Regions from separate parts of the Homo sapiens genome. Here region 1 is linked to region 2. The links are chromatin contacts, found by Hi-C or POLR2A ChIA-PET in ENCODE. All regions are on one chromosome and are shown on one strand. Each heading gives the region's core, a stretch centred on a gene start or an enhancer-like site at or near the end of the contact. The rest is flanking DNA. Distances are from core to core; before and after follow the strand shown.

Evidence for each region. A loop is a pair of places that touch in the nucleus more often than their neighbours do. ChIA-PET counts read pairs that join two places held with the same protein, here RNA polymerase II (POLR2A). Pooled maps may share reads with other maps.
Region 1: a loop to region 2 is called in a pooled map, with 2.4 times the contacts of the local background. The contact joins two enhancer-like sites. A Hi-C loop is called at or near these places in 1 of 50 pooled maps. POLR2A ChIA-PET finds 5 or more read pairs at or near these places in 2 of 52 experiments (AG04450 and OCI-LY7).

The regions. Positions count from the first base shown.
Region 1 is chr3:150,218,870-150,222,927 of GRCh38, forward strand. No RefSeq gene overlaps it. Among named protein-coding and RNA genes, the nearest start is that of LINC01213, 18 kb to the right of the region's middle. Within about 2 kb of position 2,527, at least 2 of the 41 ENCODE cell types and tissues checked have a DNase peak (open chromatin) inside an H3K27ac peak, as active enhancers do.
Region 2 is chr3:150,112,650-150,116,761 of GRCh38, forward strand. All of the region lies in intron 1 of LOC105374313 (a long non-coding RNA gene), which reads left to right. Among named protein-coding and RNA genes, the nearest start is that of LINC01998, 33 kb to the left of the region's middle. Within about 2 kb of position 2,407, at least 2 of the 41 ENCODE cell types and tissues checked have a DNase peak (open chromatin) inside an H3K27ac peak, as active enhancers do.

The sequences.
Region 1 (4,058 bases), core at 1,277-3,776, 110 kb after region 2:
CTAAATCCAGCTGATTTTTGTATTTGAAGAAGAGACAGGGTTTCACCATGTTGGCCAGGCTGCTCTCAAACTCCTGACCTCAAGTGATCCCCCTGCCTCAGCCTGCCAAAGAGCTGGGGTTACAGGCATAAGCCACCACACCTGGCCTAAGACATCCACTTTCTGTAGCTGCGGCTAACCCCAGTGAGCTCCGAGAGAGTGTGGCCCCAGGTACAAAGTCAGTGGAGGGCATCTGATACCTATGGAGCTGTGGCTTCAGATCACCTTCTGCTCTACTCCCTGAGGAGCTAGTTGAGTGTGTGTGAGTGGAGAAGACTCCTTGGGCCTAAACTAGAAGAGAGTTTCCCAGCTATAGACTGTATGCAGCAGTACACATGGGGTGTTCCAATAGATTACTAGTGTACCCCCAATACCCTGATTTCCAAATTCGAAAGCCTGGGGCATTACATGCTGGAGTTGGTTGTTGCATACTGGTGAGTTAAAGGCAGTGAAGGAGGTGTCCCCCAACCCTCAACCTGAGCAGCTTCATAGCTGTAGAGTACAGTACTGCCTGTCTAGATCAGGGATCTAGGCAGTTGCCAGAGGAGTCTGGCACCAGGGACCCAAGGTGTGACCAACAAAGAATGAGGGGACAGAAAACGTCCAGGCTTCCTAATCTCTGTCTTGTATTCCTGGGATACTTCTGGCTATTTGCTGCAAGGCAAGCACTCTGATGGTACATGCTCTTTCTGCAAATTAGAGTCCCTTATTTTGAAATGCTTAACCTGAAAATATTCCATTGGATTCAAAATCCGTTCCCTTATCACAGGAAATGTCAACATTCCCTTTGTCAATGAAACAAGAAGAAAAGTTGAATTCTCTTTTGTTACAATTTCAAATGTAACTTTTTGAATGGTTGTAAAACTGGTCTTAAAATTCGTATCCCCTTCCGATACAAAGTCAGTGATGGTGACTATCAAAACTTTGAAGAACTTATCATTTAAGGGTCTTGAGGAATTGTTACAAATCGTTACAGTTTTACAGTTGTAAAACTTGTCTTAAAATTCATATCCCCTTCTGATACAAAGTCAGTGATGGTGACATACAAATTATGTCCATGGAAGCAAACTCAAGCTTCTCATTAAAAGTGTTAGAAGATTTTCTTTGGAAGTTTCATACAAATTCAATAGTCACCATTATATAGGAAAATATAATGAAAATTTTCTCCAACTCCCCTACAGATGCCTCCAAATATCTTTCAGTTCTAGCTTTTTACACAAATAGTGGCCTTTTCTATGTAATTATGATATGCAAAATGTTGGGAAGGAATGGGAAGGTATAAAAGTTTCACTTCCCCAGGCTGCCCCAGGCATCTCTAACCACATCAGCTGCCTGGGCCCAGGGTAGCTAAGAGGGCATCCAACAGGCAGCTGGGGCGTTCAACCTCTTCTCCCACCAAAAGGACAGCTCCAGCCCCTAACGCCAAGGCCATTTGCCGTTTGTCCCTCACTGCTTCTCCTGGCACCACAGCCTCCAATGGAGGTGGGGAGTCTTCATCTTCTGAGGGTGGATTAATTTCTAGAAGAGCTTTGCATCACTCACAGCTAAATTCAAATGAATAAAACACATTTTAATATAGCTAATAACATTTGGAATCCCGAAGAGGCATGACATAAATTGATTTATTATTATTATTATTTTTTTTCCTAAATGGACTCTGGGGGCAAATTTCCTCAGCCAAATGCTTTGGGTTTGCTTATAAGAGTCCTGTTGGTCCCCGTGGTTTGTAGGAAAAGTGTCAATTAGATTTATGAGAACTAAGATGCTTAATTAAAAACATTCTCATTGCTTTATAGCTGTGCCTCCTCAGATACACAAAACAAGTTCTCTCAATAGAGGCTTCCAAGAGGCAACTAAATCAGTTTTACTATTGTTTCTCATGAAGTTCTAACAATGAAGCTTATGGTTCATTAATGGCATCAGTCACTTAAGGGATTATCTTCATAAGGGAGTAAAAATGGTATCTTAATGGTGTCAGCCAAGAGTCATCACAAAACATCGACATTCCCTGCTATTAATTCACTTCTATTCCATTTCAAGCTAAAGGTAGTGTGCTCAACCCTCAGCAGGCCTGCAAAATTCTTAGGAGAAACAGTAAAGAAGGAACAATGGGGGCAGGGCCCCACCGCAAAGGCAAGGCTGGGAATGCGCTGCCTCTTCCCAGAACTCCAGGGAAACGTCAAGATTTTCCTACTTCTTTGCTCGCTCCTTGTTTGTTTTTTCCAGTTTGTTTAAAATATATGTTTATTCATTCTTAATTATGAAAAAAACATATGCTTGTTCCCCCCCAAATCGGAGCAGTGTAAACGAGGAAAGTCCTCCACCCATTTATTTTTTAATATTAAAGTTAATTAAAATTTGGTCTCCCCTCTGTTTTACTCCATATTTCTGGTTTTCCTCATGCTCTCTGTCTGTCCTGCTCCCGAAGCCTCCTGGTTGTGCACTCGGGCTCTCAGCCCAGATTTCTTTTGTGGGTTCAGTTGAGCCCCGGGGTCTCGGCGGCCGGCGGCTCCCCGCGGCACTGGCTCCCTCTTGTGGCTCTCTGCGGTCACTGCACACCCGCTGAACGGCAGTCTCTTCCAGCGGGCCCCGGCCTGGGGAGAACAAATCCGGGGACAGCGAGAGGGACAATCCCAACGCTGCCAGCAGTCAGTAAAGATTCTCCCTCTAACTCAGAAGCCGGCCCCAGGGAGCATTTCGGGTCTCCTCATACATGTTAGGGCTCCTCTGACCCCTGTCGTTCCTTAGGTTTCTCAGGTGTTCCCTTGCGTGAGGATTTTCAAGAAGCATCAAGAGTGCAGCCTTCAGGGTCCAGGGAGCGGGGGCGAGAGGGACGGAGAAAGTGTGTGTGTGTGTGTGTGTGTGTGTGTGTGTGTGTGTGTGAGATGGGAGTGTCTGTGTATGTGTGTGAGAGAGAGAGATGGGGAGAGTGCCTGTGTGTCCGAGAGAGATGGGAGATTGTGTGTGAGAGAGATAGGAGTGTGTGTGTGTGTGAGAGAGAGAGAGATGGGGAGAGTGCGTGTGTGTGAGAGACAGATGGGGAGAGTGCGTGTGTGTGTATGTGTGTGTGAGAAAGAGATGGGGACAGTGTGTGTAAGACAGACACAGAGAGATGGGGAGAGCGTGTGTGTGAGAGAGAGAAAGAGATGGGGAATGTGTGTGTGACAGAGAGATGGGCAGAGTGACTATGTGTGTGAGTGTGTGTGAGAGAGAGAATGTGTGAGACAGTGTGTGTGTGTGTGTAGTGTGTGTGTGTGTGCATCTGTGTTGGTGTGTGTTGTGTGCAAGTGTACTTGGGAAGAAAAACAAGAAAGAAGAGTTGATAGCGGCTGCCTCACGGCTTCCCAAGTCCTCTGGGGGGATTTAAAAATTCATTTGCTTAACAAACAGACATGAAGCATCCAGAATACGCCAGCACTGGCGATGCCAGAATGAACCAGATATGCTCCTGCTACTAAGGTGCTCCTTTTATAATGAATGGAAGGAGAGCGTTTAGAAATGCTGGCCTAGGAAGCAGCGCTGAATGACAGAGTATCAGAAGCTCTGAGAGTGAATTCCTCCACCGCCACCCAGTATGGTGACCTTTGAGCAGGACACTTCACCTTCCTGAGTCCAATTTTCTCATCTGTAAAATGAAGACAAAAATACTCACCCTCATCTGTCTTCACTGGGCTGTTAGGAGGGTCAGCTAGTCTGATACATGTGAAAGTGCTCTGAAAATCACATGCAAATGCAAACTGATGCTGTATTTTCAATATAATTTGAGGGATCCTACCAAAAAAAAACATACCTCAAAATGACTCTCTTACAGCATGTGACTGCAGTTCTCACCCAAAGAGTCACTCGGTGAGGAGTCTTCTTAACTGGGATAAGGCGTTGTTACCTGGAGAGCACAGTGTTAATCCACAGAAGGTAGTTTGCGGATTAAGCCCTCCATAGGCCACTCCTCCTGGGCAGGAGAGTCTCCTAGCTCTCCAGCTGAAACCCTGCTTCCTGAACATTGCGCTTGCCTAACAGCT
Region 2 (4,112 bases), core at 1,157-3,656:
TTATCAAAACTTACATAGACTGTACACGGTGTCATTTTTAGTCAAGAGAAATGTAAGCAAATGAAAAGATACAGTATTAAATTATAACTACATACAATTAATTGTAGCACATCCTATACTACTGTAATAATTTCAATGCCATTCCCTGTTGCTGTCATGGTGAGCACAAGTGCTGCGTGTGTCCACTTAAAACATCATGTGATGCTAATCATCTCTACGTGAGCAGTTTACCTCTCCAGTAAATTGTGTATCACAGTAAAAAAGTGATCTTTTGTGGTTCTCACATATTTTTCATTTTGTTGAGTGCATACCGTAAATCTTGAATAATACCATGGGACCCATACAAAGTGCCACTAGTGATACTGGAAGTATCCCCAAGAAGCACAGAGAGGTCATGACATTACAAAACAGTTGAATTGCTTGATATAAGATTGAGGTCTGCCGCTGTGTTTGCCCACTGCTTCAGACAGATAATTCATCTTATAAACAGATAACATAAACTTATGGTATTAATAAATACAGTACAATAATGTACTGTAAATGTATATTAAATGTGTTTTCTCTATCTTATGGTATTCTTAGTAACATTTTATTTTCTCTAGCTTATTTGTAAGAATACAGTATATAATATATACCACATACAAAATACATGTTAATCAACTGTTTATGTTATCAGTAAGGCTTCCAGTCAATAGTAGGCTATTTCAAATCCATGTTCATTAACCCAGAAATCATACCAAAAACAATGTCATCAATATCATACCCTGTCCCTATCCTCTATAGGAGAAATAAACTCCCCTTTCCCTGAAAATAAAAATCTAATCTGCTGAAAATTAAATGATAGGTTTTGTACCATAGTGGTAGTATCAAGGGGTGAAACATACATTGACATATCAGTCAATATACCTGTCCCCCTGCATTGTAATTATTTGCTGATTGCCTGTCTTTCCTGTGAGACTGTCAGCTTCTGAAGGACAGAGACAAGGCTTGTTTGATAACTCTCTGGCACATAATAGGCGTTTCGATATACACATGTTGAATGTATCATTGCTTCATCAGATGTGTTAAGTGTGAACCAACCTCACTAAGTTATTAAGCACCTACTTGGGATAAGGCTGCAGGTTGGATACTTTGGATATATAAAGATGAGTAAAGTTTGTTCTCTGCCTTCAAAGGCAATCATTATAGCAGGATGTCCTTGTCAAGTTCCTATCCCCTTGACCACCCCCTTCCCTTCACAGGTGGGAAGTCCCCTAGAGGCTATAACTTCTAGCATTTTTTGACCTGAAGGCATTCTTTAGCTTTAGAGCAGCTCAGTGCCTTATAGGTGGATTGTAAGTGCCAGAGACTTAGTCTCCAGAACAACTCACCACCGATGAAGGTGGCAGTTCCTTGCTCTTCAGTAGGACACTGAGCATGTTCCACTCAGACTCAGAGCATTCCCAATGGTGCTGAGCCCTCTTTGCTCATAGCAGTAATCTGCTCATTAAAGCACTCTTTTTTTGGCTTTTTCTCCATTCTTGGTCTCACTTCCTACTCCCTCACAGTGTTTCCTGGGATCTCCTCCTGAATAAATTCTCATACCCAAATCCTTTACTCAGGGCCTGCTTTCAGGAGCATCATTAGAACTGAGCAGGATAAGACAGGCCAAGAGAATGCAGAGGAGGAGGGGATTAATTCTAGCTGGAGAAGACTTGGCATTATTTGAATTGGGTTTGGGTGGGTGCAGTGAGTGCAAAGGAGAGATGCTTCAGGCACAGAGGAGCTGAAGCACACAGAGTGCTCAAGGAAATGTAAGCAATTAGGTCTGGAAGGAATGTGGGTAGGGGGGCATCTCAGACTCTCCTGGAAGGTACTCCAGAGCCCCGTGCATCCCAGCAAGGAGCCAGATTTCTCCTGCTCCTTTCATCCTAAACTTCAGCTCAAGTTACTCACCCTTCTTATACTGGGACTCTGAAATGTCCACATAGTCCCCTTTTGGTAGGAAAATCTAAATACAGAAAAGGACACGGCTACTGCATGTAATCTGTGAGAGCAGCCGTAAGAAATCACTGACCAACCCACTATCTTTTTTAAGCATGGTTCTTTCTTTCTGTCTCTAGATTTTAATTCACATTTTCTGAGTTCCCATGACATACTCTGCGTTAGTATTTTGCTATTTCTAAGAGCTTATATTCTAAATACAGTCTCCACAACTCAATCTAGACAAGAAACTTCCTTGCCTTCTGTTAGAGGCTAATCTTTAATTTTTTTAAAAAGGAATAGTGTGTCAGAAGATCAAAGAAAATGACCCGAGTTTACTCTACATTGGAGTCCACTCTATTACCCACAAGCAAGTACAATGTGTATGTATAATCTCACTCATTCTCTCTCCCCTTGTCCTGAAAATCATTTCCCTCTCATGAACTGTTCTGATGAGTCATTTCATCTCCAGTACTGACTCAATTATACACTCTCGCCATGATCAACAACTGCTAAATTGGTTGTAAACCCCAGAATGGGAGCTGAAAAACCAAAAACTAGAGGTGTGGCAGGAGGACAGGAGTGGAATAATTTGGTCATTTTCCCAGCAGAGGAAAGTTGGTTTAGGAAAGACAAAATGAGTACTTCTGGAATAGGTATACAATATTGGAAAATAACAGAGAAATTAAAGAAGTTATTAAAGCTCACAAGAGGATTTGGTGAGAGAACACTACTCATTTCAGCTCAGCATGAGCCAGTTTGCATTATTATGTTTTGCTCTATACTTAGTCTTGGAGAAAGCCACAAATTACAATGGTTAAATAAAGCTTTAGAAAATGGAAAATAGCAACATTGCAAGTACAGAACGCTACTGGGGTAGAGCACCCTCCAAACTGGGGTGGCTGTAGTGAACTTCTAAAATCCCTCCCTCGTTCTCCCACCCCCAGGAATTTCAGCCATGTCCTTTATAAATCCCCATTACTGTAATATTGTTTGTGTAATAAATACAGCTTTGTTTAGTTTTTAAACTCGGAATTTCTACCAAAGGCTGGGAGAGAAAGAAAGCTGCTGGGTTACCTGCAGGTTGAGTATTTTGGGAAGAGATTAATTTGAGGCATACCTGGATCCAGAAGGGAATGATGATGATAACATTTATTGAGCTCTTTGTATGTCTGAGACATACTCTATAGATGTATTATGTGTTAACTAACGTAGCCTCATAACAACCTTATGAGATAGTACTGTTCCTATCCCATTTTATATATGAGGAGACTGGAGCACACAAAGGCTAAGTAATTGGCCCAAGGTCACATGGCTGGTGAGTGGCAGAACCAGGATTTAGTCTGGCTCCAGAGCCTGTCTTCTTAATGACCATACTGTAATGCCTCAGAGACATAAATATTTGTGTCCTCCAAATTCATATGTTGAAACCCCATCCCTCAATGTGATAGTATTTGAAGACGTAGCCTTTGGTAGATAGGTTTAGATGAGACCACAAAGGCAGATTCTCCATGATAGGATTAGTGCCCTTATAAAAAGGAGAGGAAACCAGAGCACACTCCCTACCCCCACCATGTGAGGACAACCATCGGCAAACAGGGAAGAGGGCCCTCACCAGAAACTGAATCTGTCTGCACCTTGATCTTAGACTTCCAGCCACCAGAACTGTGAGAAATAAATATCTGTTGTATGAACTACCCACTCTATGGTATTTTGTTACAGTAGCCTGAACAGATTGAGACAGACCACCAAGCTGTTATTATACAATTAAGCTTTTACTCAGGAATTCTAGGAAGAGGCATTTTAGCTCAGATCCAGGAATTTATTTCGGGTGCTTCTCTGCTACTTTGCTTCCTGCAGGATGGGGCTGAGTCACAGAGCCCACTGGGCCCAATGGTCGTGGAGAATAGATTCAAGACCAGGAGCCACACTTCCATGGGAAACTGAGTAAACTGAAGCTTGGTAAATTTGAGATTATCGGTGGGCCAGCCTATTTGGGTAGAGTGTGTTCCAAAGTGAAACAGCAGTTATGAGCTAGACTTGCAGCAGTTTGAATCTGGATGGGAGTGTTGAATGAGGAGGAGGGATGAGCCAGTGGTACTAAGAAGACCCCTCTCACCTCATTCCCAGAGAGGTGGTACACATCAAGA